5 separate regions of the Mus musculus genome follow, and regions 2, 3, 4 and 5 are each linked to region 1. The links are chromatin loops, found by intact Hi-C in ENCODE. Cell type or tissue: left cerebral cortex. All regions are shown on one strand. Region 1 holds the start of Uchl1 (ubiquitin carboxy-terminal hydrolase L1). Region 2 has its middle 5.9 kb from the start of Nsun7. Region 3 overlaps Nsun7 (NOL1/NOP2/Sun domain family, member 7). Region 4 overlaps Apbb2 (amyloid beta (A4) precursor protein-binding, family B, member 2). Region 5 overlaps Apbb2 (amyloid beta (A4) precursor protein-binding, family B, member 2).

Region 1 (5,000 bases):
AACTGCTGATCCTTGGCCTGAATCGCACATAACTGCTATGTGACTGTAACCTTCCTTGCTGGCTCTTGTGCCTTTCACAGACGTAAGGGCTCAGACCTCGCTCTCCTACATCCCGTTCAGGTTCCACTGGCGGGAGGATGAGGCCCTCCACCTGCTTTTGCTCTCAGTGGCTCCCTTTAATAGGGTTTCAGGCTGCTGCTGCTACACCTTTGTGTGTCAGCAGCTGGCAGCTCTTCTGGTCCTTCTGTCAATTATGAGAGACAGAAGCGCTGTAGACAGGATCCCTACTTTCTGGATATCACCATTAATTCCTTAGAATTTTGAGCATATATATGTATATATGTATGTATATGTGTGTGTGTATACACATGAATAAAAAAAAATATATATATATATACACACACACACACACACGAATTAATGAATGAATCTTTACATCAGCTGGCCCTCCAGTATTCCTTTCACTTAAACCCCATAAAGCTGTGAGAAAAAAAAAAAAAGAAAAAAAAGAGGGCCAATACTTCTTAAGAGAATTAGTTTCCCTCAAAACAAATAGCAACACACCCTTCATGGTACTATATCTGGGTTCATTAACAGGCTTCAAACTACTTTAAAGATGGATGTGGAGGCACACACCTCTAAGTCCCAGTAGGAAGCTGAGGCAAGAGGATTGCCTTGAGTTCAAGGCCAGCCAGGCCAGCCAAAATTAGAGCCACAGAGTGAGGGCCTGTCCTGACCCACCTGAGTGTATGTGTTTATACATTGCTGAAATAAATGGTCCCTGTAAAACCCCATGTTTCTTTGAACCCCACGCCTCAAGTTTAAATAGCAGGTGACTTAGATGGTGAGTGGACCCCCCAAGCCTCTATCAAGCAGAAGGAGAGGACCCCACAAAGCTCTACTCTAACCCCCCATTGGCATGCCGTGGCATGTACCCACAATAATAATTAAAAAAAATAACAGATGACCAAATGATTAAGCCACAAGTACCAAATTCCAGCTTGTCTTGGTTGTTGGCCACTGCGTGGATCAACCCGATGGTACCACAGGAGTTTCCGATGGTCTGCTTCATGAAGTAAACTTTAGGGCTAACTTCCTGTCCCTTCAGTTCCTCAATTTGCTTTTTCCTGAAGTTTTCATGCTGTGAATGGGAGAAATTATTTGTTTTGGGTTTTTTTCCATCTCAAAACGAACATTTAAAGTAAGCAGATGGTGGTCCAGCCAGTTCTAAAGAGATAAACAGCGGGATGTGTGACCATGAGTAAGCGCCATGGTTCTAGATGCTGTTGAATGCCCAGAGTCTTCCTCCCACACCCAAGCAGGCCGTGGGGCTCCACCCCGATGCTGCAGTGCAGGCAGGCACTGCCTTGGATGCTGCCCAAGGCTGTCTAGACACCACGGCAACCTTTAGCTGGAGGCGGGGTGTCGTGAAATCTGCAAACAGAGCTGTACTCAGGGCTTTCTCCCTTCAGTGAGAAGAATGACTGCATTTCAGAGGCTTCTAATCAAGCTTTGATCAATACCCAGTGTTAGCACCAGCTGGTATCTGTTCCGCTATTCTTCACCGGTTCCATTTGTGTGCAAGTCAATGCCTTTCAACAAGGTTTAACTGTTTGGAAGGGGCAAGCAGATCCAAGAACTTCCCTTCCTGGTTTGTTTTAGAAAAGTAAAACCAACTGGTACAAGGATTGGACTATGGTTTAAAACTAACAAGCAAACAAAAACCTAAACTTTCATTTTGCAGAAGACAGGGTACTAGTTTATCCTTGCCAGCAATACAGGGGATGTTCTAACCGGAAGGCAGATTAGCAATTATCTGGGGAGGCTGCTCTATGAACGAGAGATTTCCTCCGAGCATTAAATCTTTTATCTTTCTTTTAGAGTCAATTAAGTGTTCAGCGACTCCAGAGACTGTCCATTCCTCTCACTGCTGAGTTTGGAAGACCTGAGAAGTCAGGAGTTGCCAATCAAAAGCAGGTGCTGCTGCCCTAGAAATGCCCACTGCCCACGGCCAGCAAAACTCACACAGCACATCAGCCAGCTGGGTTCCGATTCTAGGAGCCCGCCGTGTTTAGTGTACTTGGGAATGCGAGTGTGCATTTTCTCTGTGGCTATAGGAGAGGAAGACAACTGTCCTGGGAGATGAACTGAAGCTCGACTGTTCTTGCTTCCCACTTACTGTTCAGGGTTCTCGCCCCTCTTCCTGCTAATCAATCAGCTATCGTTGTAAAATAGACCACCACCCAGCTCATGCCTAAGCTCATGCCTGGATCTCATCACCACCAAAGTGATTTAAGATGTTCACTTCGGAGCTCCCGACATAACCCTAGTGAGGATGAGATGCCTGCTAAACTAGCTTGCTTGCGGACAGACTATAAGCTTCATTTCTCATCAAAAAGAATTCTTCAGTGTTTTACCCATTACATATGCAGAATAAGTACTCTATAGATGGGGCAGATTAGACGGCAGCTAAAGGACAAAACAGTAGCCCAACCAAACTGGAATGTCCTCTTAAAAAATCCACTGGAGCCTGCAAAATGAGACCAGTTCCAAGGGAGCGGGCTCACCACTGCCTCCCAGAGGCCTTGCCTGAGCTCTGCTCAAAACCTCCAAGTCATCATGGTTCCTCTGGAGAGCAGCTCCAGAAACCTCTACGGCAGGACGAGAGCCGACTTTGGTTCAGTCAAGGAAGCCAATCTGACACGGAGTGGTAGCAATGAAAGCTCCGACTGGAAAACGCGTCGCCGACATCATCCAAACTCCATGTTTGAACTCATCAGAGACCATCTGCTAGGAGCAGGGCCTAGAACTTCCCATACAGCTTAGTTCCGGTCAGGTCAAGGATGCCTCTAGAACACCTGCCCTCAGGACGGTATTTAATTAGCCTCATCCCATCTGGCAGAGACGCAAATGCCTCCAAGTTTTACCAATGTCATCCCCTCTTAAATCATTAGGAAGCTAAGAGCCCACAGGAGGGAGACGATGCAGTGATTTACTGGGGCTCCACACACGGCGAGACAACGCATAACCCCCAGTTTTGTCTTTCTCTATGGCTCAGCCTGAATCATTTGCATCCCTGCCCAGTGGAAGATGGAAGACTGTTTCAGAAAATGAAGAAGTGTCTCTATGACTGTGTCACAGGAGCCCTACTTCATCCAGCCACAAGGTCAGAGAGGTGGAGACCGCGGCTCTGTGCACCAGTGATTCAGCTTTCTAAAAGGAACGTTCAACAGTGTGCCTGCTGGGAGGGGTGGGGGAGGGGAATGGAGAATCCACCAGAGAGGCAGATGGAGGTGGCAAATGAAGAGACAGCTCTTTTGACTTAAGCAAGCCAGGCCCTCATCAGTTTACAGTCAGGTGAGAGAGCAACAGAACCAAACCAGGGACCTGACCCACTCACGGCCCTTAAAAGGAAAAAAAAAAAAAAACAAACCGGCCATCCGCAAGTGGGAGCAAGGCTCATAAGTAAACAAACAAACAAAATAAACAAGTTGGAGATCTTTCTTTGGATAACTGAAAAAAAGACTTAGACGCAATGGGCTCCTTCTCTTCCAAATTGAGGCAATAATGGACATCACAATAGAGCCCCGATGAAAATGCAAGCACCTCCCACCCTAAGAAGTGGGATCCTTATCAGGGACCCTACAGGAAAAGGGGACAGCGTGAGGTAGGAACTCATTCCACAACACTGCGTATCCACTGAGACCCGCCCATCACAGACCTCTCCCTACCTGGGCCGTGAGGGGAAACAGGAGCAGCAGGGCGCAGGCAGGGGATGGCACTGAGCCCAGAGTCTCCTCCTCCAGCCCTAGCACGTCGGCGAAGCGCCACTGGCCGGCGACCCCCAGCTTGGCCAACACCTGCAAGAAAAAGACAGGGCAGCCAGACCGAAAAAGCCAGACAAATAATGGGCACCTGCTAGGGGGCGGGGCCAGCACGAGCATCCCTCGTGCGGCCCTCCCACTCCCCAACCCCCCACCAAACACACACACACGGGTCCCCACCCGAGTCTGGGAGGAGCCTCCGCGCCGTCCCACCCTGCGTGCCGCGCAGTGACACAGCACAAAGCTCAGCCCACACGTGGCTCGCGCGAAGCCCTCGGACTAGAGTCCGCGGGCCGTCGCCACGCCCTCGAGAGCTGCTCCCCGCGCTCGTTGCTGTCCGGGTCCATCCTCCGCCACCTCCCCGTGATCGATCTCTCAGTCACTCCCAAACCCCTAGATAACTCAGGGCAGAGACGACACCCAGCTGGGCGCCCCAGCCCAGCCACCTCCATTGCACAGGGCGCGGCCGGCTGGGCGTCTCCAACGATGCTCTTGGAGGATAGGGACAGAGACTGCGCGCCGCGCCACTCACTTTGTTCAGCATCTGAAAGCCAAAAGCAAAGAGGAAAATGATAATAAAACTAAATGATTCAGCTACCGAGCTGTAGCTAAGGGTCAGCCTTATTTCTCCCGAAGCGACCCAGCAGCTATGCTTACCTCGGGGTTAATCTCCATCGGCTTCAGCTGCATCTTCGCGGATGGCACCTGCAGACACAAACCCGAGGAGCCGAAAAAACAGCCGGTGGAGCCGCCCAGGCTGCTGTTATAAAGCGCCGGCCTCGCTCACTGGGAAAGCCTGAGCAGGGGAGACGGGAGCAGAAACAAGCAGAGGAGGAAGGCCAAGAGGGCTCGAACTCCCCCATGCACCGCACAGAATGGTACAAGCCAAGCCCCCAAACCTTGCAGTCTCACTCGCCGGTGAGCTAATCTGGTGGTTGTGGAGATGGGTTTTGTTGGTGGGTGTTCCTTGAGCGCATGAAGCAGCCTATTTGAGGGAGCTTTCAATTTGGAGCGAAATTTCTGGAAACCCTCCTCTGTCGTCTCAATCACTCCAAAGCTCGAGGGTCTCTGAAACATTGAGAGAGAGAGAAAAAAAAGCACAAAATCAACAGGTATATGTAGTGTTTAATATGAATATAAATATTTGTCGGTCTTCCTCCCTCCCCCCCCCCGCCC
Region 2 (5,000 bases), 420 kb after region 1:
CTTCCAGAAGACCCAGGTTCAATTCCCAGCACCTACATGGCAGCTCTCAATTGTCTGTAACTCCAGTTCCAGGGGATCTGACTCCCTCATACAGATATACATACAAGCAAAACACACATGCACACAGAATAAAGTTTAAAAATATTTAAAAAGAAGCCGGGCGTGGTGGCACACGCCTTTAATCCCAGCACTCGGGAGGCAGAGGCAGGCAGATTTCTGTGTTTGAGGCCAGCCTGGTCTACAGAGTGAGTTCCAGGACAGCCAGGACTATACAGAGAAACCCTGTCTCAAAAAACCAAAACCAAACCAAAACAAAACAAAACCCATTTAAAAAGAAGAAAGCTATGTCCAGTTCCCCTGGTGATTGCTATGGAAGGCAGGAGGAATGTGAGATGCAAGGGGCTTAAATGGGTCATCTTAAACACTGGGCCTCAACTTACTATTGATTCTTGAAAATAGCATTATTTGTTTTTTTCCAACATAAGATTTTTATTATTTGGGAATTTCACATAATGCACAGCAATCACACTCACTTCCCAGTCCTCCTAGGTCTTTCCTTCTACCTTTGTGATCTCCTCCCCACAAAAGAAGAGGAGGAGGAGCAGAAGGAGGAGGAGGGGAGAAGAAGAAGAAGGAGAAGAAGAAGAAGAAGAAGAAGAAGAAGAGGAAGAGGAAGAGGAAGAGGAAGAGGAAGAGGAAGAAGAAGAAGAAGAAGAAGAAGAAGAAGAAGAAGAAGAAAGAAGAAAGAAGAAAGAAGAAAGAAAAAAAGAAGAAAGAAGAAGAGGAAGAGGAAGAGGAGGAGCAGGCCACATTTGTGTTGCCCGTCTACTCACTGGAGCATGGGCAAACTCCCAGTGGCCATACCTTTAAATAACACTGATTTCTTCCCACCCCCCCAACCCCCACCCCCATCAGAAGTCATGAATTGTGGAGAGCTACACTTCAGCATCCTTATAATTTTTCAGCGTTCTCTTTCATGGCTTCTCATCTAAGCTGTTTCTTTTTGGAGGGGGTGAGCGGGGTATGTATAGGCATGGTCACAGAAGCCTTCTATGTGTCTCCCCACTGTGCGTCTGCAGTCATCAGTCTCACAGCAAAGTGTATGGTCTTTTGGTTTTGTTTGAGACAGGGTCTCACCATGCAGCTCCAGCTGGGCTGGAACTCACAGAGATCCAGCCTCTGCCTCCTGAGCGCAGAGGTTAAGGTATGTGCCGCCATGCCCAGCACGTGGTGAATTTCCATCGCAGCACTTTCTGTTCTCACTTTTTTTTTCACATGCCCAACATACTTTTTTTTTTTTGTCCTCGAGACAGGGTTTCTCTGTGTAGCCCTGGCTGTCCTGGAACTCACTTTGTAGACCAGGCTGGCCTCAAACTCAGAAATCCACCTACCTCTGTCTCCCGAGTGCTGGGATTAAAGGCGTGTGCCACGCCCGGTTAACATACTTATTTTTAAAGGCATGGATTAAGAGGAAGAGATAACGTGGATAAATACCAATAAATTGTGGGATTATGTTATAACCACAACAAAGTTCTCTATAGAGAATATCCTGTATGTACAAAACCCAGTAAGTTAAAAATGTGTTCCCTTAGCAAGACTAATTGTGGCAAGTCTAAAATTTCAACTGATCAATAGTCTCATTGGGAGTGCTGGTCCTACATGGTAGATTCTTATCCTTTCCTTTGGGTTTGCTGTAGTCTAGGCTGGCCTTTGAGACAGGGTTTGCTGTAGCCTAAACTGGCCTTGAGTTTTGTTGCTGAGGACGACCTTGATTCTAATCCTCTTGCCTCAATTCTCCCAAATGCTGAGATTATAGGTTTATCACCACACCCAGTTAATATAGGGCTGGATATTGAACCCAGAGACTCATGCATGCTAGACAAACATTCTACCCACTAAGTTATATCTCCTGGGTGCGTTTTGGTTTTAAAAAGTGAAAATAAGCCGGGCGTGGTGGCGCACACCTTTAATCCCAGCACTCGGGAGGCAGAGGTAGGCGGATTTCTGAGTTTGAGGCCAGCCTGGTCTACACAGTGAGTTCCAGGACAGCCAGGGTTATACAGAGAAATCCTGTCTCAGAGAAAAAAAAAGTCAAAATATTCTGGCATCTGCATCTTATTCACTTTATGAAAATGGTAAGATATGAGATATGATATTTAATGAATATCTGTGCCCTAATATTCAGCATATATAGTCTAATAAACACAGGATTCCCTTGTGAAATGTCAGAGCTACATTGTCCTAACATTTAATTATGTTTATAACTACAGAGAGGAAACATGAAAAATTAAGTTTTTATTCTTCACTTGAATTTTAAGTTTAAGGATCATGTGGCTGAATAAAGAAGAGGTGATACAGAAAAAAGAAAACAAAACCAAAAAGAAGTGACGCGCGCACACACACACACACACACACACACACACACACACACACCATGGAATGTGATCAGACCACATGAAACCCTTCCATTTGCACAAAAATGGACAGAACAGTATCATGTTATGTTACAGGAAGGGTGTGTTTCAGAGTCTGCAGCCCAGTAGGGTGGTTATACTATATACAAGCTGTAATGTATTAGAGAAGAGCTAGAAGAGAGGCTTAGACTACAAACATAAATGATAAAAGAAATAGAAATCTTAGTTACCCTGATTTGGTCATTACTCATTATATTTACACATATCAAACCGTTGGGGAAACATTAGAAAGGGAAGGGTTCTGGGGATTGTGGAGGGGGACAAGAGATGGGTACGGGGGCTGCATATGGTCAAAATACATCATAGACACATAAAGACGACATAGCACATAAATAGCTCCACAAATATGTGCCAACAGGCATGTCAGTGACAACAAACCTGAGCATGACCACGAAGCATGGTATGAAGTGGGGGAAGGGGGGGAAGGCCTATTGAACATTTGTATAGAACTAAATAAAAATGTTCCTCTCCTCCACCCCATGAAAAATTGATCAAACTAGACAATAAAAACCCTCAATAAGATTTGTTACTAGGGCCACGCGTATGTTTCATTATAAACTGGATTCAGGGGGCCATCTGCTGGCAAATTGTTGTCTTTGATTTTTTTTTTTTTTTTTAAATGGACTGTTTGGGTTTCTAGAAAACTGACCAGATGCCCCCTTAGATCTCAAGATATATAATTTCTCCGCCCTTAGGCACGCTAAGCTGGCACAGTTCCACATGCCTTTGCCACCTTGTTCTAAACACTTGTGACTGGAGAAAGGCTTCCTTGAACTTTAAGCAACACAGTTGTTTTGTTGTTGTTTGGTTTGGTTTGGTTTCTGATTTTGTTTCTGAGACGGAGATCTCTCTGTGAGGCCCTGGCTGTAAACAGCACAGTTATTTTTTTTTTTTTTTATTTATTTATTTATTTATTTATTATATGTAAGTACACTGTAGCTGTCTTCAGACACTCCAGAAGAGGGAGTCAGATCTTGTTACAGATGGTTGTGAGCCACCATGTGGTTGCTGGGATTTGAACTCCAGACCTTAGGAAGAGCAGTCGGGTGCTCTTACCCACTGAGCCATCTCACCAGCCCTGTTATTTAGGCTTGCTAAGTCTACTGAGTTCTGTCCCCATGGCTTCAACATGAAACGTTGCCCTCTCCCAGTCTGTCTCACATTTGGCTTCCTGTCTGGACTTTTTCTGTTGTCACAGCCGCTGATGGGTTATGGGCTTTTGCTTGTGTGTTTTATTTTGTTCCAAGGACAGAGTCTGGCTTTTTAGTCTAGTCTGGCTGTGGGGCTGTGGGTGTAGGGGAAGAGGGGGAAGGGAGAGAGTGCCTGCGTCCGGCCAGAGTTCCTATGCTCTGGGAAGACCCCAGGTGGACATCTGGCTGTGTGAAGCCACTGACCCCATTCAGCGGGGGGTGGACAAGGGGTAGCCCCTGTACCTGTTCTCAGTCTCCAGCATCCCATGCTGGATACAGCAGAGGAGATGAGAACAGAATAGGGGCCCCAGAGATATGAAAAGAGGGCAGGGGGAGAAGGTTCCCACGCAGGGGAAAGTCCTTAGTCTAGTCCATGGCTGGAGCACAGGAAGGCCTTTTGAGGGGAGCTTAGAAGTGGCTCTTTAGAAGAAAGCCCATCCCATCATCCATGCACAACAGGCCTTGATGAACAGAGACTGTCTATGGTTTTAGAGTTTTATTGTAGAAAGGCAGGGAGAAAGAGAGAAGGTAAAAGAGAGAGAGACCAGCCATGGCCAAGAGGAGAGAAGGGGAAAGAGAGGAAAGGCTAGAGTAAGAGGGAGAGTAAGAGGTTAGAGAGAGTAAGAGGTTAGAGAGAGTAAGATGTTAGAGAGAGTAAGAGGTAAGAGAGTAAGAGGGAGAGTAAGGAAAGTAAAAGCTTAAGAGAGTAAGAGGGAGAGTGAGTAAGAGAGTGAGAGGAGAGAGTGAGGTGGGGCCAAGCAGCCCCTCTTATAGTGGGCTTGTTATCTTGTTGTTGCCAGGTAACTGGGAGGAGTCTAGCCTGAAACTCAGAAGCTTGGGTCATTGTGTACATGACTAACAGCCATGCCTCTCCTGTGGAGACTGTGAGGGTGATAACTTTGACAGGAGCTAGGGGTCCAGGAGACATGCGGGAATGCCTTCCGTCCCATGTAAGTGGGAATTACCACCACCAGGTTTTTCTGGGGTTCAGACCTCAAGTCGACTGGAGCCCAGACTGTCTGTGTATAGCCCAGTGCCCCACTTCTGGCCTTGAACTCCAGATCCTCTTGACTTAGCCTTTGTATCATGGGAATTACTAGTATTTTTACATAAGTTCTTTCTAGGGTATAAACTTCATTTTTTTCCACTACAGTGTCACATTTAACCAATCTGTTGACCATTAGTTTTGGTGATCGAGGAGCCAAAAGAGAATTCATTCCGGCCTCTGTAATTCCTTAGCTGAAGATTCTGTTTAAGAACACTAAAGAGATCCACACTCATAGTACACTCTTGACCTTGACATGTTTACACATTCTTCCTCTGGTGCTAGCGGTCA
Region 3 (5,000 bases), 410 kb after region 1:
CTTTTTTTGTAGTGTTGAGGATTGAACTCGGGACCTTGGACATGTTAGAAAAGCACGTTTCTACTCAACTGCACTCCAGCAAACCCTTCAATGACTGCGTTTTCTGGGGGTGCCTGTGTAAGCCTGTAACCCCAGCATTTGGGAGATGGTAGCAGGAGAATCAAAAGTTCAAAGTTGTTCTCAGCCGTGTAAGCAGTTCCGAGGCTCATCGGGGGCTACATGAGAACCCACTTCAAAGGGGGAAAGAATGGGGACAGGAAGATGGCGGAGTAGGTAAACTGCATATTGTACGGACATGAGGACCTAAGTTCAAACACCCAGCAGCCACGTAAAAAAGCCAGATGCAGCATCCCTTGCCTGTAATTCTAATGCCCAGCAAGCAGAGGCAGGAGGATTGCTGGGGATGGCTGGCCCAACCACTTTCACCAAATCAGCTCCAGGATCAGTGAGATACCCTGTGACTTAAGTAGGGAACAGAATCATTGGAAACTTACCGCTAACCGTCACAGGTATTGCACCCGTCTACACACATGCATGCACACACACACAACACACAACACACACATATACACGTGCGTGCACACACGTGTGCAAATCCCTCATGATTAAAGCACCCCTCATTAGCCTCTATATCCCAACACTGCCACAAGAGAATTAAATTTTCAACATCTGAATTCTGGGGACACCTTCAAGACATCACACCCAGTGCCATTAACACACAGTAATGTTTATCATGCACTAACCACTTATTATATGTCCAATTCTAACTTCACTAGTAATCTGTTATCTTTCCTAAGCGTCCTTTGACATAAGCGCTTAGCCACATGGCAGTCTCCTGTTGATATTTAGGATAAAGAAGAAACTAAAACACATTAGTTTGTTCTTCACTAAACAGATTTTTTTTTCAATTAGGCAAACAGTGAATTCTTGGATAGTGTTAGAATTTCTCATTTGTTACATGTTAGATTTTTTTAAAAGGCTGCCAATTAAGAAGACAATAGTAGCTATTTCAAATTAAATTTAGCTTATACATATACTAAAACTATAAGACATTTGTAATGATTCCCCACATGTTTTGTTTTGTTTGGTTTTTTGGTTTTTTTGGAGACAGGGTTTCTCTGTATAGCCCTGGCTGTCCTGGAGCTCACTTTGTAGACCAGGCTGGCCTCGAACTCAGAAATCCGCCTGCCTCTGCCTCCTGAGTTCTGGGATTAAAGGCGTGCGCCACCACGCCCGGCGATTCCCCACATGTTCATACCTTGGATCATGCAATTCAACATCTTACAATAATTTGATTTAAAGTTAGATATTCAAACTATCCATGACTGTTTGCAAAGGAACTCAAAACACTTATATTTTTCCATAATTTTTTGAGACAAAGGTATCTATAAACTATATTACATAAATATTTCATAAATCAAAATGCTGATGTTGGTTTCACAGGCATGTTCTTTTTTTACCCGTTTAGAAGGTTCTCGACTTCTTGAACTTCTGGTATGGTCTCTTCATTCTCGGAAAGGATGCGGGGCTGGAATTTTCTGTCTTGGAAGTCATACAGCATCACAATGATAAGACTGTTCAGCTGACTTGCCTACCGAGGGGAAACAAGGCACATGAAGAAAGCTGAAGGAACCCACCCAAGGGCTTGAGGTGCGACTCGGGACCTCCCAAGTGTGAGAGTGAATATGGATGGCAGAAATATTTTATCCTGTTATTTTTCATAACAGAATAAGAACATGATCGTTTTTTACACCATAGGGTTAGATTTAGAAATAGAGGAGGTCTTCAAAAGAAAAAAAATATCTAGTTTGAGAGGAAAACCTCAAAAAAGACAATTTGAGGTATTAGGAGTCACGTTGATAGAGCCAGGGTCAAAATGCAAGTCTTAGAAGTAGAAAATAACGTATATTTAAAGATGTCTCAACGTAATGCAAATTGTTATTTAGTTACAGAGGGAGTTTGCATACTTTCTCAACATAATGAGGCCAACTAATTCTAAAAGTTGTTTACTTACGATTGTGGTACTTGAGAAGATATAGCTATCTATTAATATACTTTCCAAAATATCTTGATCTGAAAGACAAGGGAAAAGCCTGCTACCCAAAATATCAAATCTGAAAAGAAAGACTTTAAATTATATACACTTTCTAAGTAATGCTGTAAATTTATTTTCATATCTAATATACACCTCATAATTGTATAAACTGCTAATAAATCATAATTGTAGCACAAGATGAAACAGTTATAATCTTTATGAATCCTGCATTCTTATGGTTCAGGTTCTACATAGATTCAAATCACTATCTGAATAAATAGAGTCGTCATAGAGGAATTCTAACCTTTAATTTATGACCTCTGAAAGACATTAAAGAAGATATAACTAATAATATTAAACAATAGGGGGGCTGGAAAGGTGGCTGGGCAGTTAAGAGCACTGGCTGCTCTTCCAGAGGATCCTGGTTTGATTCCCAGGACGCAAATTGTGGCTCTGAATTAGCTCCATTTCCAAGGGAATTTGGTGCCCTCTTCTGGCCTCTGATAGCATTACATACGCAACCATGTACATAAAAATATTTGAAATGTTAAATGATCTTTCTCTTTTCAGTTTTAAGTATTGCTGATACGTTATATAAATGACCAAATATTAATATTTTGTTCTGGGTTTTTGTTCTGCTTATGAGAGAGGTTAGTTTATCTGAACATCCTTGCTGGTGTTACTTATCAAGGTTTTTGCTAGCCTTGTGATGGGAAGTGTTTCTCTTCCTCTATTCTTTTTTTTTTTTTTTTTAAAGATTTATTTATTTATTATATGTAAGTACACCGTAGCTGTCTTCGGACGCTCCAGAAGAGGGCGTCAGATCTTGTTACAGATGGTTGTGAGCCACCATGTGGTTGCTGGGATTTGAACTCCGGACCTTCGGAAGAGCAGCTGGCTCGGGTGCTCTTACCCACCGAGCCATCTCACCAGCCCCTCTTCCTCTATTCTTTTGCACTTCTTTTATTAGGCATAATTTTAGCTTAAGTATCTGGCACTAATCAAGGCATAGATGAGATATTTAATCTAAGACCTGAATGATAGGAGTTGCCATGTAAGGTTTTGCATAAGGACAGTAGTCCAAACAGCAAAAAACAGAGAAACGACTCCATAGGTGCTGCGTGGAAACTGATAAACATATTTCTGACCCTCCCGCTAGGTTTGTGAGTATTTTATGATACACTTAAACTATAAACATCATGTATGTTTTAGTACAGCAAACAGGAAGTAAGCCCTAACTTTAATCCATTCACCATTCATGAGAAACAAAACTTAGTGATATTGTAGATGCTGGATTTCAATCTTTATTTGGAAAATGAGAAAGCCAAAGAAGACAAATTTTGAAGTGGAGACTACAATTCTCATAGGAAATATTTGCGGGGGAGGGGGCGCTGGAGAGATGGCTCAGTGGTTAAGAGCCCTGACTGCTCTTCCAAAAGGTCCTGAGTTCAAATCCCAGCAACCACATGGTGGCTCACAACCATCTGTCATGAGATCTGAAGCCCCCTTCTGGTCTGAAGACAGCTACAGTGTACTTAGATATAATAATAAATAAATCTTAAAAAAATCTTTTGGGAAACATTATACATATTTAAGCCACCAGCTTTGGAGACAAACTATAATTTCTATCAATGTAACAGACTTGTGACGTGGAAGATGTGTGTCGCAGGGCCGAGTGCAGGAAAACAGTGCACGATGTTGCCAGTGTTGCACTTGTTCTTCAGGACTCTGCAGAAACAGTCACCTCTGGCAGCCTTCCGTATGGTGCAGGAAGCACTAACTTTAGATATCTAAAGTTATATAGCACTCTTACTCTGAAATATCAATTTAAATAACAGCTATATTTTATTCGATGTATTCTATGTTTTGGGCAGGTGAAGGAAACTTGACACCCATATAGATAAAAATAAAAATAAAAATAAATAAATCTACAAAGATACACACACGCACACACACACACACACACGTTGACAGCTCTGCTCAGAGTAGACATATCTGGTTATGTCCTATCTACAGTTATCCTTACACTTGGGAGTTGGCAGTTAACTACCATGAAGGAGCTCTGGAGATTTGAGTCTAGCACTTTGGAGGCAAATTAGAAAGGAGAATCCTATTTACACTTGGCACTCCAAATTAAAGCTATTGGCTAAGAATTGAATAACCCTTTTCGGGTTGACTCAGTTGAGGTATTTACTGTTTAAAGATTATGCTTTTCTTCTTCTGTCTCTCTGCTGTCTCCCTTGGCGCTGTCACACCTCGTGAACATAAAACACAAGGTGCAAGCACACACACACGAACTCGGTGGAGCTACATAGAGGGAGAGGGGATGAGCAAGGGAAGCGCCCCCTCTTCCCATTCATGGACTTGTTCCCTGGTTTCTTTGCTGTTTGTTCTTTTCTTTTTCTTTTTGAGAAGGGCCTGGCTCTATAGCCCATCCTGGCTTGGAACTCCAAATCCTCAAGGCTCAGCCGCTGGGAGTACAGGCCTATACAACCATGTCGGCTCCTGCTCTTTTTAACGACCCCACTATACCTATCTAAGGGCAAATGCAGTCGAATTCTCTAGTCCCCCTTAGGACGCCTTCATTTTTAGACTGTTGTGATACACATATGTTTGAGGAGCTAGGCTGCATTCCATTAATTCCCACTCCCACCCTCCACCCTACCCCCAACCCCCCACCCCCGCCTCCTGAAACAGAATCTCACTTTGTGGCCCAGGTTGGCCTTGTACTACGTATAAGCCACCGTGCCTGGCTTTTCCATTTTCTTTTAGCGCTGCTCTTTAGGAACTGCTATTACTTACACTTCAGGGTACTGAAAGCCAACTCATAGGACAAGCGCTGGAAAGATTCATCCTCGGAGCGGGAGGAGGAGGGCTGCAGGGGTTCACTTCCGTAATTTATTATGACTTTGTCTGGCGACCTTTGGATCCGAATACCCTGAAAAATGTTCGCTGCCGTAACGTA
Region 4 (5,000 bases), 260 kb after region 1:
GATTAAGTGCCTGCAGGTGTAGAGGGAAACGCAGCACCGTAACGGATTTTCTTTGTGCGCTCTAAGACGTCTTGCCGGGATTAAGTTAAAGCTGTTGACTCTTTGGTGGTTTTTCAAATGTCATTTACTAAAAAGGAAGCGGCTGCTCCTGGGAATGACCATGTAAGGGAAACATTTCGGGGAAAGAATACTGCAAATGCAGGAGCAGTCGTGTTTCTAGTGGGCTGGGATGGGGAGACTGGGAGAGACTAGGGAGCCGCTGACTTCTCCATTTCCCCATTTCTGCATAAAGATGTGTAATGTAGTCCTTGGGGACCTCACTCCGGTCTCTGCATCCCGTGTTAAGATGAGCCAAGAACTTGCTCTCTGTGCTTGTCTATAGACTGCCTTCTGTGATACCTGAGTAATGGAGGAAATTACTTGTGGAAAAAATTAACGAAGGAAATCAAAGAAACGTGGAGGCGGGTTTATAAAGACAATGGAGTGTTTTCTCTACATAGAGGCTAAGTTTTTGGAATAAAATCTTTCCCTCCTCCCAGACCTAGAGTCTCACAGGGAAGAACTGTGTTAATAGCCCTCTTTGTTAGGTGTCCCTGGGGTTTATGAGTTAGTAGAAATATACTGACTGGATGGTTATAGGAATATATTATATAATGTATTATATAATTCTATATTATATATATTTATACACAATTATATACAATATAATGTATATATAATAAAATAAATATGTGATTTATATGTAGAAAGTAAATATATACAATATATAATATATGTAATATATAATTATATAATCTATATATTTTGGATGGTTATAGGAATTATTCTCTCAAAATTCAAGCCAGGAGATTCTGAGAGGAGAACTGTGTGTGAGGAAAATCCTTCTACCTCTGAGGCATAAATGGTAAATAGATGGCCTTGTCAGAAAGACCTGTGAGCTGTGAACCAGAGAGACTTCTTAAAGGCAGGGGGCAAATGTGTGTTTGCTGTTCTTGAGGGAAAAAGAGCACTTCAGTGTTTGACAAGGGACAGCCCTCCGTTTGTGCTGAGCCTAAGGTGACAGCTGGCCTGGGACTGAGCTTTCTCAGAACGTGGGGCTTGTAGTGCTAAAATTAGCTCAGACCGGGCCCCACAACACTTCGTCGGTCACCCTAGCGTCCGCACTGTGCATCTCAGTTTGTCAAGCCTGCTTTCTGCTCACCAGTGGTGCCTGTAGTGAGTGTGGCTACCCCAGGTGCTCTCCACACTTAAATGCCTCTGAGGATAGAGTTTGCTCTGAGTTTAGCCCACGGCATTGGGATACTCTGGTCCCGTTGACAAGACATTGCTGAAGGAGGGTTAGACACATAAGTTATCTTCAGTCTTGAAATGAACATAAGTGGAGAGCACTTACAGTCTGAATACTGGGGAAGGGATGGGGTGGGCAGAGACAGGTTGATCTCTGGGCTTCACTGGCTGGCCAGCCTGGTCTACGTGGTGAGTTCCAGGCCAGTGAGAGACACTGTCTATACATAAAACACATAAAACAAAATAGAATAAAATGAGGCTTTTTTTTTTTTTTTGAGTTTTTCGAGACAAGAGTTTATCTGTATAGCCCTGGCTGTCCTGGAACTCACTCTGTAGACCAGACTGGCCTCGAACTCAGAAATCTGCCTGCCTCTGCCTCCCAAGTGCTGGGATTAAAGGCTTGCACCACCACTGCCTGGTTGAGTCTTTTTTTTTTTTTTTTTTTATTAAAGCAGCTGAAACCTAAGGATTGATGTCACCTGTAATTGTCCTGACGTCCACATGCACACGTGTACATACACATCTTTATACACAGGTGCATTTACATGCTTGAACACAGGGACACACAGTCACACAGGGACACACACAGACTGGGACAAAGACACACAAAAACAATACACACACTCCCAACTCATTCCTCTGAAATACTTTTGGTGCAGCAAAAAAGGTGGAGTGGGAGGAGGGAGTCAGTGTTAATTGAAAATTCAATGCACGGGAGAAATGAGAAAATTGATTCAATTTATAAACTTTTACGCAAATCCCCTTCCATTTGTAGCTCCTACTTATGAGTCATGATTGGCTGTAACATGGTCACCAAATTAATTTATAAGGCCATTATAATGATGTCTTACATAAAGATAATTTGGGAAGGTTGGAGAACTAATGAAGCACTTTAGGGTGATGAGCCCAGACCCCACCCCCACCCCCTTTCATCTCTTGAATCCCGAGATGCATTCCTGATGAGGGCACACCCGCCCTTCAGAAGGGGTAAGACAGCAGAAGGGTGGTCACTGGGCGGTTCACCTTTAAGGTAGGCAGGTTTAGGATAATAGCAATTAGGGTAAAGGCAAAAATGCTTTTGGAGAATCCCTCACAAATTATAGGACCGATATGTGCAACCTAAACATGTGTTCTTATGTGTAAAGGATACAGATGCTAAGCACAATACAATTGCTTTCACAGAAATCCATCCCGATTCTGTAACTTGCAGGGATTTCAAAGATGTTATATTGGGTAACCCTGGGGTTAAAGCATGTTTCCTTTCCATTTCAAAACCGGTCAATATATTCTTTATTTAATCTGATTGAGCTTCATTTTTTTCTCTTTAAGGGTGTGCTTGTTTGAAGAGATATAGCTGGAAGTCATGTTGTCATGGCAACAGTTACACGCTGGGAGGAGGGAATCTTTTAAATGGCCAGTGACTGGGATTTTAATCTCCAATCTATAGACAGCTGAACAGTACTGGATATGGAGTTTACAATCTTATTTTGGCTGTGTCTTTTCACTTCTGTTACTGATGTGCAATATTTGAACATGTGCTGTGATGCATAATTTGTATATAACAACACTCAACTCCAGCTCATCTGTTCTCTGTGTTGTCAGTAATCTCAAAATATATGAATTTTCCTGCTCAGAACGTTTGCTAGTGTTTTGTTGCCTGTGTGTTAAGTTCTAGATACATGAGCGTGGCATATTAAGGCCTGACAAAAGAAAAACAAACAAAACAACAACTTTGATTTTTCCCTGGCATCTGTCATAGGTCTATACAGATCCTTTGACTCCATTGTTTAAGAGCTGAGAGAAAAATGTCTCACAGCAGAAACTATGGTACTGAATATCAAATGACCTGATGGCGCTTGTCTCTGCCAGGAGGGGAGGGTGTGGCAAGAAGATTCTGTCCTTTCAAGGCAGGCAGTAATTAAAAACTGTTTGCAGAAGAGACCCAGGTTTTAGTTTAGGGGGAGGGGATGATTCCAGCCCATAGTACAGACAAAAGCTGGGGAAGCAGTATATGTGGCATTGCCTAAGGTTAATAGTTATTATCTAGATAAATAGATTAGATGTGGCCTGACGGAGTAAGATGAGAGAGGCAGGGGGTGGGGCACGGCGCAGAGGGAGTCGAATGCTATGTTAGCGGAAGTCAGTTCATTCTATCCAGGAAGTAAGAGGCAAGACTTAGTAGAAAGGAGTCTTGTCTGAGAAATGTCTAAGTAAGGTACAAAAAGGTGAAGGGGCAGAGCCACAAGTAACAGTGTGTGTAACGGCTCATGCCAACTTCAGAAGTATTCTTTCAGTGTGCATCGTTGTTTTGAGAAAGTGGACAAATTTTCCTTAAAGGATAATTCTCTCCCATATACTTCTGTGTAATTTCTGTCCATACAGTGTACGCGCATCCAATGCATGGTTTCAAGTGCTACACAGTACTACTCCAGGGTTTGACGGACTCTGCTGGGTTCAGTTTTCTAGGAATCCCCTAGCACATACTCTCTGTAGAACCGGATGCACAGGTGCGTGACATACAGACTTGAGACTGCTCAGTGCCTATAGATCACTAGGAGAGAGAAGAAAATAAGATATGTTTTAGTTCACAGATGTATAGGAATAATTGTGCATTTTCCCCAGTGAGAATACAACAGTGCTGTTGCAGGTTGAATTAGATTGTTCTGATAGATAGGTGATAAGTTATGTGCTCTCTCTCTCTCTCTCTCTCTCTCTCTCTCTCTCTCTCTCTCTCTCTCTCTCTGAATGGTGTTTTAGTTAGGGTTTCAGTTGCTGTAAAGAGATACTATGACTGCAGGAACTTTCAAAGGAAGGTATGTAACTGGGGCTGGCTTACATTTCAAAAGTTGAGTCCATTATAATCAATGCAGAAAGCACAGGCAGACGTGGTGTTGGAGGGACGGAGAGTTCTACATCTGGATCTACAGACAGCAGGAAGAGAGAGTGACACTGGGCCTTGCTTGAGCTTCTGAAACCTCAAAGTCCTCCTCCAGTGACACAGTTCCTCCAGTAAGGCCACACCTACTCCAAAAGGTCCACAGTCCTAATCCTTTCAAAGAATGCCACACCCTATGAGCCTGTGGGGGCCATCTTCATTCAAACTACCACATGGGGTAACTTACCAACTTAAATCTCATCTCTGTACTCCTTTACAGACAGACCCAAAGGCCACAAGAAAGAGAGATAAAGGCTTCACAAGTGGCCAGATCACATCTGGGTCAAGTGCAGATTAGATATAGTCTTTATTTGTATAGTTCTCACTCTATCAGCAAAGTAAAATGTAGTTTTTTTTTTTTTTTAATGAGCTAGTCATTGGGGTAGAAAGGGGATTGTTAAACAGGTATCTCTCTATAACAGAAAGGGAGGGAGGGAGGGAGGGAGGGAGGGAGGGAGGGAGGGAGGGAGGGAGGGAGGGAGGGAGGGAGGGAAGAAGAGAAGAGAAGAGAAGAGAAGAGAAGAGAAAATTATACTAAAATAAACTCCAGTTTTTATAAGTGGTTTATACTGTCTCTATCCTCAGAGGGAATTAACAACAAAATACTTGTATTTTCTGACTCTTTTTGTTCCTAGCCACGTGGTTGGGTGCTTTGAACTGTAATCTTCTAAAGGGGAAGCTAAAACTGCTCTCTGTTCATTTATCACAGCTCGTCTGTAACACAGCAAGACACAGGGCTTGCTTCTCTGAGGAGAGAGTTACACAACCTTGGAGGACA
Region 5 (5,000 bases), 290 kb after region 1:
TGTTTTAAATATCCCTCCACACCTAGGCCTTTCACAGATAATGACAGAATGACTCCTTGTACTTTGGTGGCCCGGTAGGAAGCTCTAACAGACCTCAATACTCAGGCTCCCCTGGGCCCGCCTGCTCTGCTTTCTTGCTGTGAAATCGGAGTTTAGTCCTTCCATGGTGTATGGTGCATTGCTCACCAAATGCATTATTAACACCACAATAAAATCAAATTGGAGAAAAGTTAACGCTCTGAAAAATAACACACCAATTCTTTCCCATCCTTTGTTGTTAACTGCTCGGGTTTCTGTAGAGGGGATTTTGTGCCACCTGCTGGAAAATATTGGGATTTATGCCTTTAGAGAAAATGGCTACATTTCCTTTAGAATCATTGAATTTAAAATTTAAGTGGTTTTAAAGATTTTTTTTAAGTGAGTTCGAGGGTTCTACAATGAGTGGCGAAGACAGCATTTAGCGTGGGTCTCCCGAGCCTCCAGCCACCAGATGCTACTATACCAAATCATTTTCGTGGCATTTGTGAGGAGTAGCTTTGGGGGCATTGCTCTTTGAACTCAAAAGAAAGGAAACGTGATTGTGTTGTCGGAAGCATCCAATCCTTTGGGTCTCAGATTCCTCATCTGTGAGATAAGCACGCCTCATATTAGAAGCCCCGTCTGATTCTGAGGAGTTATAAGATTGCCTATGAAATGGAGCAGCCCTAATCCACAGCAACTAGAGATGAATTGGTTATGTCTAGAAAGGGATGCTATAGTCCTGGCTGCCCTTTCACGGGCCCTACACTCTGCTCATGGACTTGTCCCGCAAATGCATGAGTTCCTCACACTATAGATGAGAAAGCGATGCTTAGAATAGCTCGAATGACCCATCTCATCTCACAGTGTGCTCATCTGGTAGCTGGTGGAAATAAGAAGTCTTCAACCCTGTGCACATGACTCCCAAACCTCTTGTTCCAAGCCACTGTTTCCCCAGGCTTAAGGTCGCTTTGGCTGTCTATCTAGATGGGGTTAAGGTAGCAGAGTTGCCAAGGGTGGGTGTGAGTTCTGGAACTGGGAGGTCATTGCCTAAAGATGGATTCTTCTGGACTCCTATGGCCCAGTGCTTTGTGGCATGCTGGCCTTGGCAAGGTTGATATGATCGTCACACTGCTGAGGACAAAGGCTCACATTAATGAGTCCAGGAGCCACACAGATGCAGATGCAACAGGCCTACAGAGAACACTGAGTAGGTGACACTGTTGGGTTTGAAACTTATATCAAAATAAGACATGATTTTGCGGTGTCTTCTGCAGGGACATAAGCATAGTTCATCACTGCAGTACTTTCCATTGCTTATGTCCGTTTGCAGTTAGTGCCTGGTCCGCTCAGCCATTTTATTATCCAGGCACTGGATCTTATGAGGGCTTTTCTTGTTCTGTTCTTGCTACACCCAGCCCCACATGGAGAAAGGAAGGAAGGAGTGAGGCTAGTCGGGGCTGGGTATGCTTGACAGCGTAACTCTCCAGCAAACGGGATAGGAGTGCAAGGTTCTAATATTCCTCTTGAGATTTATTTATCCGAGCCTTCCCTTGGTTCCTATTAGCATAAATTTCCATGAAGTAATTCTATTAGCTAGCAATTCACTAGATTAACCCTAAGAGATAAACAGGAAATCGCAGGGAGCGTCTTCTCTCATTCAGATCTGTTTCTGATCTGCAACAAATGCACTTTCATGCCTTCGCATTTCTGTGGGATGTTATAGCTGCGTGTAGTAGTCCGTGCCATTGAAAACGACTTTGTTTTCTTCAGAAATTCTGAACTATGAGAAACTCTTGGATTTGATTTGCATGGTTGATTCATTCTCTGGGTGGGGGAAAAAAGAAAGAAAGAAAACATTTGTAAAATGATTAATGCCAAGGGAGCAAACATACTTAGCATTCAGTGTGATGGCTAAGACTCTGGCTGGACCTGGCCCGCTCAAGATTTGCTTCTTATTTACTGTGTGGCTTTGGGATCTCGTCCTCTGTATTACATAATAAACTGCTCCAGAACTTGGTAACTGGAAACAGTTTCATTTTCCTCATGACTTGGAGTTTGGGAGTTTGTGCAGAATTCAGCCACACAGCAGTGCAGTTCCTCTGTGATCCACTAGTAGGCAGCAGGACCTGGAAGATCTGCATCTAGAGCAGCCCTTCCCCGGACTCATCCTCCAGGGCCCACTCTGTGTTGCTTGGGCTTTTAGCAGTACAGTTCACTGGGCAGGAAAGACAGGAAGCCAAAGCTACCAGGTGAGAGCAGGCTTTTCTTGGAAATGGTACCACTATCTTCTATTAGTCAAAACAGAACTCGACTAATTCAGGAGGTAGAGAAATGGACTCTTGAGAGCTGAGCAAGGTCACAGAACAGGAAGTGTATGGAAAGCTTTATTGCAGCCAGTTCTGAGAGAGAGAGAAACCATCCCTGGCATCAGCCAGTCAAAGAGAATGCCCTTTGTCAAGGGGAGTGCGTATCTGCGTGACTCAGTCAAGAAGCCAGGCCCCGAACCCGGGGCAAATGTGCCAAGTCCTGGGAATAAGATAGAGCCACCGAGGCATGGCTTCAGGGTGGGAATTCATGGAGGGAATAGTAAGATCTTTTCTCGTCCCTAGGAAGGAAGAGCCCAGTGTTCTGCTTGGGTGTAGTTGGCCACAGAATACCAAGGCACAAAGCCTGGCTGCCCAGCTTAACCCTGCATGGTGTGTTCCACCTCCCCCACCCTCACTCCCAACTCCCCCAGCCCACAGCAGGGCTGACATGTGCATCATTGGCTAGAACTTATTCCCCTCTCAGCCCAGGGGACAGAGTTTTGTATTTCTAAAGCTGTTTCCTTTCCTTTATTTGCCAACATGGCTGAGCATAATACTGAAGTCCTGGCAGAAGCCCGGCTTCTTTCCCCCCAGTTAATTTCTGGTCACTTGTCCAAGTGAGTCACCCGGGAACCGGCTGCTGTGAGTCTCTGAATTTTAAAGGATGCTGCTGGGACAAGAGATGTCATTATCAACAATTAGTGGCTGGGCCTGGTGGTAGATGCCCTGAATAGGCTAACTAAAGGACAGGCAAGTCTTGTCCTCTTCCCTGTAGGAGCTCTGTAGGAGTCAGAGTGAGTCATAGCTGTTAACAGTGCATGGGTGGCTATGCAGAGAGTGGACCAGCAGGTGCTCGAACCTGGCCCCATAGGATTCTGGAAAGGAACTTTGGGTGATGGACACTCTGAGACATTCACAGCCTGCTTAGATACAAAAGTAATTCACTCGTCCAGCAGGGCTGGGCTCTTCAGGGAGGGTCTCCAGAATGCAGATGTCTTTCCATAGCTCCCCACAAAAGATGCAACATGTCTCCAGCTCTGTTTCCTCGGGCTGGTTGCCAGGTAACGGTGTTTTAGTCGTAATGAAGACATTTCTTGTTTATTTGCAGTTAATAAATTGATGGTTCTTTTATAGGACAAGGAGAATGAGTCCATTGCCAGGCTGTTTCTACCTAAGCCATTTCTCCCTCCCTACAGCCCCACACTCCTTTTTAAAAGGTCCTGAGTCTGAGGCTCTTCAGCCCAGCCGTGAAGAACAGGGCCTCAGCGCTCCCTCTGCCTCCAGCTCAGGACTCTGTAAGGAGATCATATCAGCAGCTGGCTGGCTTCTATAATTTCCACCTCTGTACTGGCACCAGGAGTGAGGGCTTTCAGCTGTTGTCTGCAGCAGCTGGCCACTGGGCATTCGCTTATTCAGTGTCAAGTGTGTATATGTTGGCACGTGACCTGTCAGGCTCAGGAGGAAAGCCTGGTGCTATGTAAGAAGCCATAATGGCATCATTTCACAGTGACAGGGTTAGGGATCCGATCTGAAGTGTCCCTGACAGGCCCATGTTTTTCTCCATTTGTGGAGAGTGTGAAATGAGCTAAGTATGACCACCATTACCACCGTCCATGATGGTAGGCTGAGGGGGTCATTGGGAGGCGAAGACTGCCTGGTGGACGTAGGTCACTTAGACAGGACCTGTGATGGTTGCAGCCCAGCCCTCGGTTCCCACCCTGTTCTTTCTGCTTCCTGTTGGCCCTGTGAGGAGTGCCTGCCACATGCTCTCTCAGCCATATACTCCCTCCCCCAAGCACTAAAGTCTCTGAACCCACAGGCCAAAATAAACTTCTTAAGTTATTTGTGTTAGGTACGGTGGTCACAGCAGGCCAAAAGTAGCTGCTATAGACAGTTACCATGCAGCTGGAATTAACCAAGAGATCTGTTCACGAAACTCAAACACTGATATTTCAGTTGACTTTGAGAGACCCTTGGGTCTGTGATTCTCAGCCTGTGGGTCACCTAACACCACCAGGGGGAAAAGAAAACAACTAAAAGTAGATATTTACATTATGATTCAGAACAGTAGCAAAATTATAGTTATGGAATAGCAACAAAAATAGCTTTATGATTGGGGTCGCCACAACCTGAGGAACTGTATCAAAGGGTGACAGCATCAGGAAGGCTGAGAACCACTGCCTTAGATGAAAGACTTCTTTATTAAAAACATGGCCGCCCATTGAGCCAACAGATTCCTAAACAGATCTCCAGGTAAACCTTGCTTCACCTCCCCTCTGCTCTTGGCACAGCCATGAGTCTCGCCTGCTTTGCTTTCCCATAAGCCCACGAGGTGCATTCTCTCAGTTACAGCCATACGTAGTCTATATAGAAAATTCTAGGCAAACTAGGACTATATGGTGATATTGTGTTGCCAGAGGGTGGGGATGGGTTTATGTGTGTGTGGCAAGAGGGGCAGGGGAAATACGGACAGGATTTCTACACTGTCTAAGAGAAAGGAAGTGAAGTAGGAGCTGGAATAGCTAAGTTCTAGCCCCAGTCTGATTGGCTTACGGCACTCTGTGTGACTTTGAGCAAGATGCTTAACTTCTTGAGACTTCTCCAGCTTTCTCATCTATAAAATGAAGTGGGGCTGGAGAGATGGCTCAGTGGTTAAGAGCACTGACTGCTCTT

What was found. Hi-C counts contacts between places; a loop is a spot of excess contacts. Peaks named below come from ENCODE experiments on the same cell type or tissue, not always from the same donor. Only the 100,000 strongest peaks of a DNase experiment are listed, where the experiment ranks them.
Region 2: a loop joins it to region 1, with 2.9 times the contacts of the local background. A loop is called at or near these places in 13 of 42 quality-filtered maps.
Region 3: it touches region 1 in a loop (2.7-fold over the local background); 14 of 42 quality-filtered maps call a loop at or near these places.
Region 4: a loop joins it to region 1, with 2.9 times the contacts of the local background. A loop is called at or near these places in 6 of 42 quality-filtered maps.
Region 5: a loop joins it to region 1, with 8 times the contacts of the local background. A loop is called at or near these places in 10 of 42 quality-filtered maps.

The regions. Positions count from the first base shown.
Region 1 is chr5:66,675,804-66,680,803 of GRCm38, reverse strand. Uchl1 (ubiquitin carboxy-terminal hydrolase L1) reads right to left here and starts at 4,683. Exons shown (of 9, transcript NM_011670.2): 1 at 4,482-4,683; 2 at 4,357-4,368; 3 at 3,732-3,860; 4 at 991-1,141. The coding sequence starts at 4,514. It overlaps Uchl1os (ubiquitin carboxy-terminal hydrolase L1, opposite strand), which reads left to right and starts at 4,307. Exons shown (of 5, transcript NR_102714.1): 1 at 4,307-4,742. In left cerebral cortex, a CTCF peak has its summit at 2,582; DNase peaks (open chromatin) are centred at 2,632, 2,935, 4,094, 4,662 and 2 more places; H3K4me3 peaks cover 4,126 bases; H3K27ac peaks cover 2,990 bases.
Region 2 is chr5:66,251,481-66,256,480 of GRCm38, reverse strand. No RefSeq gene overlaps it. Among named protein-coding and RNA genes, the nearest start is that of Nsun7, 5.9 kb to the left of the region's middle. In left cerebral cortex, a CTCF peak has its summit at 3,058 (motif pointing left); a DNase peak (open chromatin) is centred at 3,032.
Region 3 is chr5:66,261,082-66,266,081 of GRCm38, reverse strand. It overlaps Nsun7 (NOL1/NOP2/Sun domain family, member 7), which reads right to left. Exons shown (of 13, transcript NM_001302833.1): 2 at 4,838-5,000; 3 at 2,015-2,073; 4 at 1,461-1,591. Among named protein-coding and RNA genes, the nearest start is that of Nsun7, 3.7 kb to the right of the region's middle. In left cerebral cortex, a CTCF peak has its summit at 2,535 (motif pointing left); a DNase peak (open chromatin) is centred at 2,514.
Region 4 is chr5:66,413,597-66,418,596 of GRCm38, reverse strand. The region is part of intron 5 of Apbb2 (amyloid beta (A4) precursor protein-binding, family B, member 2); the gene reads left to right. Among named protein-coding and RNA genes, the nearest start is that of Gm52775, 87 kb to the left of the region's middle. In left cerebral cortex, no CTCF peak of the experiment used is centred here; DNase peaks (open chromatin) are centred at 194, 1,119 and 2,637; H3K27ac peaks cover 233 bases.
Region 5 is chr5:66,382,993-66,387,992 of GRCm38, reverse strand. The region is part of intron 9 of Apbb2 (amyloid beta (A4) precursor protein-binding, family B, member 2); the gene reads left to right. Among named protein-coding and RNA genes, the nearest start is that of Gm52775, 120 kb to the left of the region's middle. In left cerebral cortex, CTCF peaks have their summits at 325 (motif pointing left) and 2,123; DNase peaks (open chromatin) are centred at 271, 2,143 and 3,089.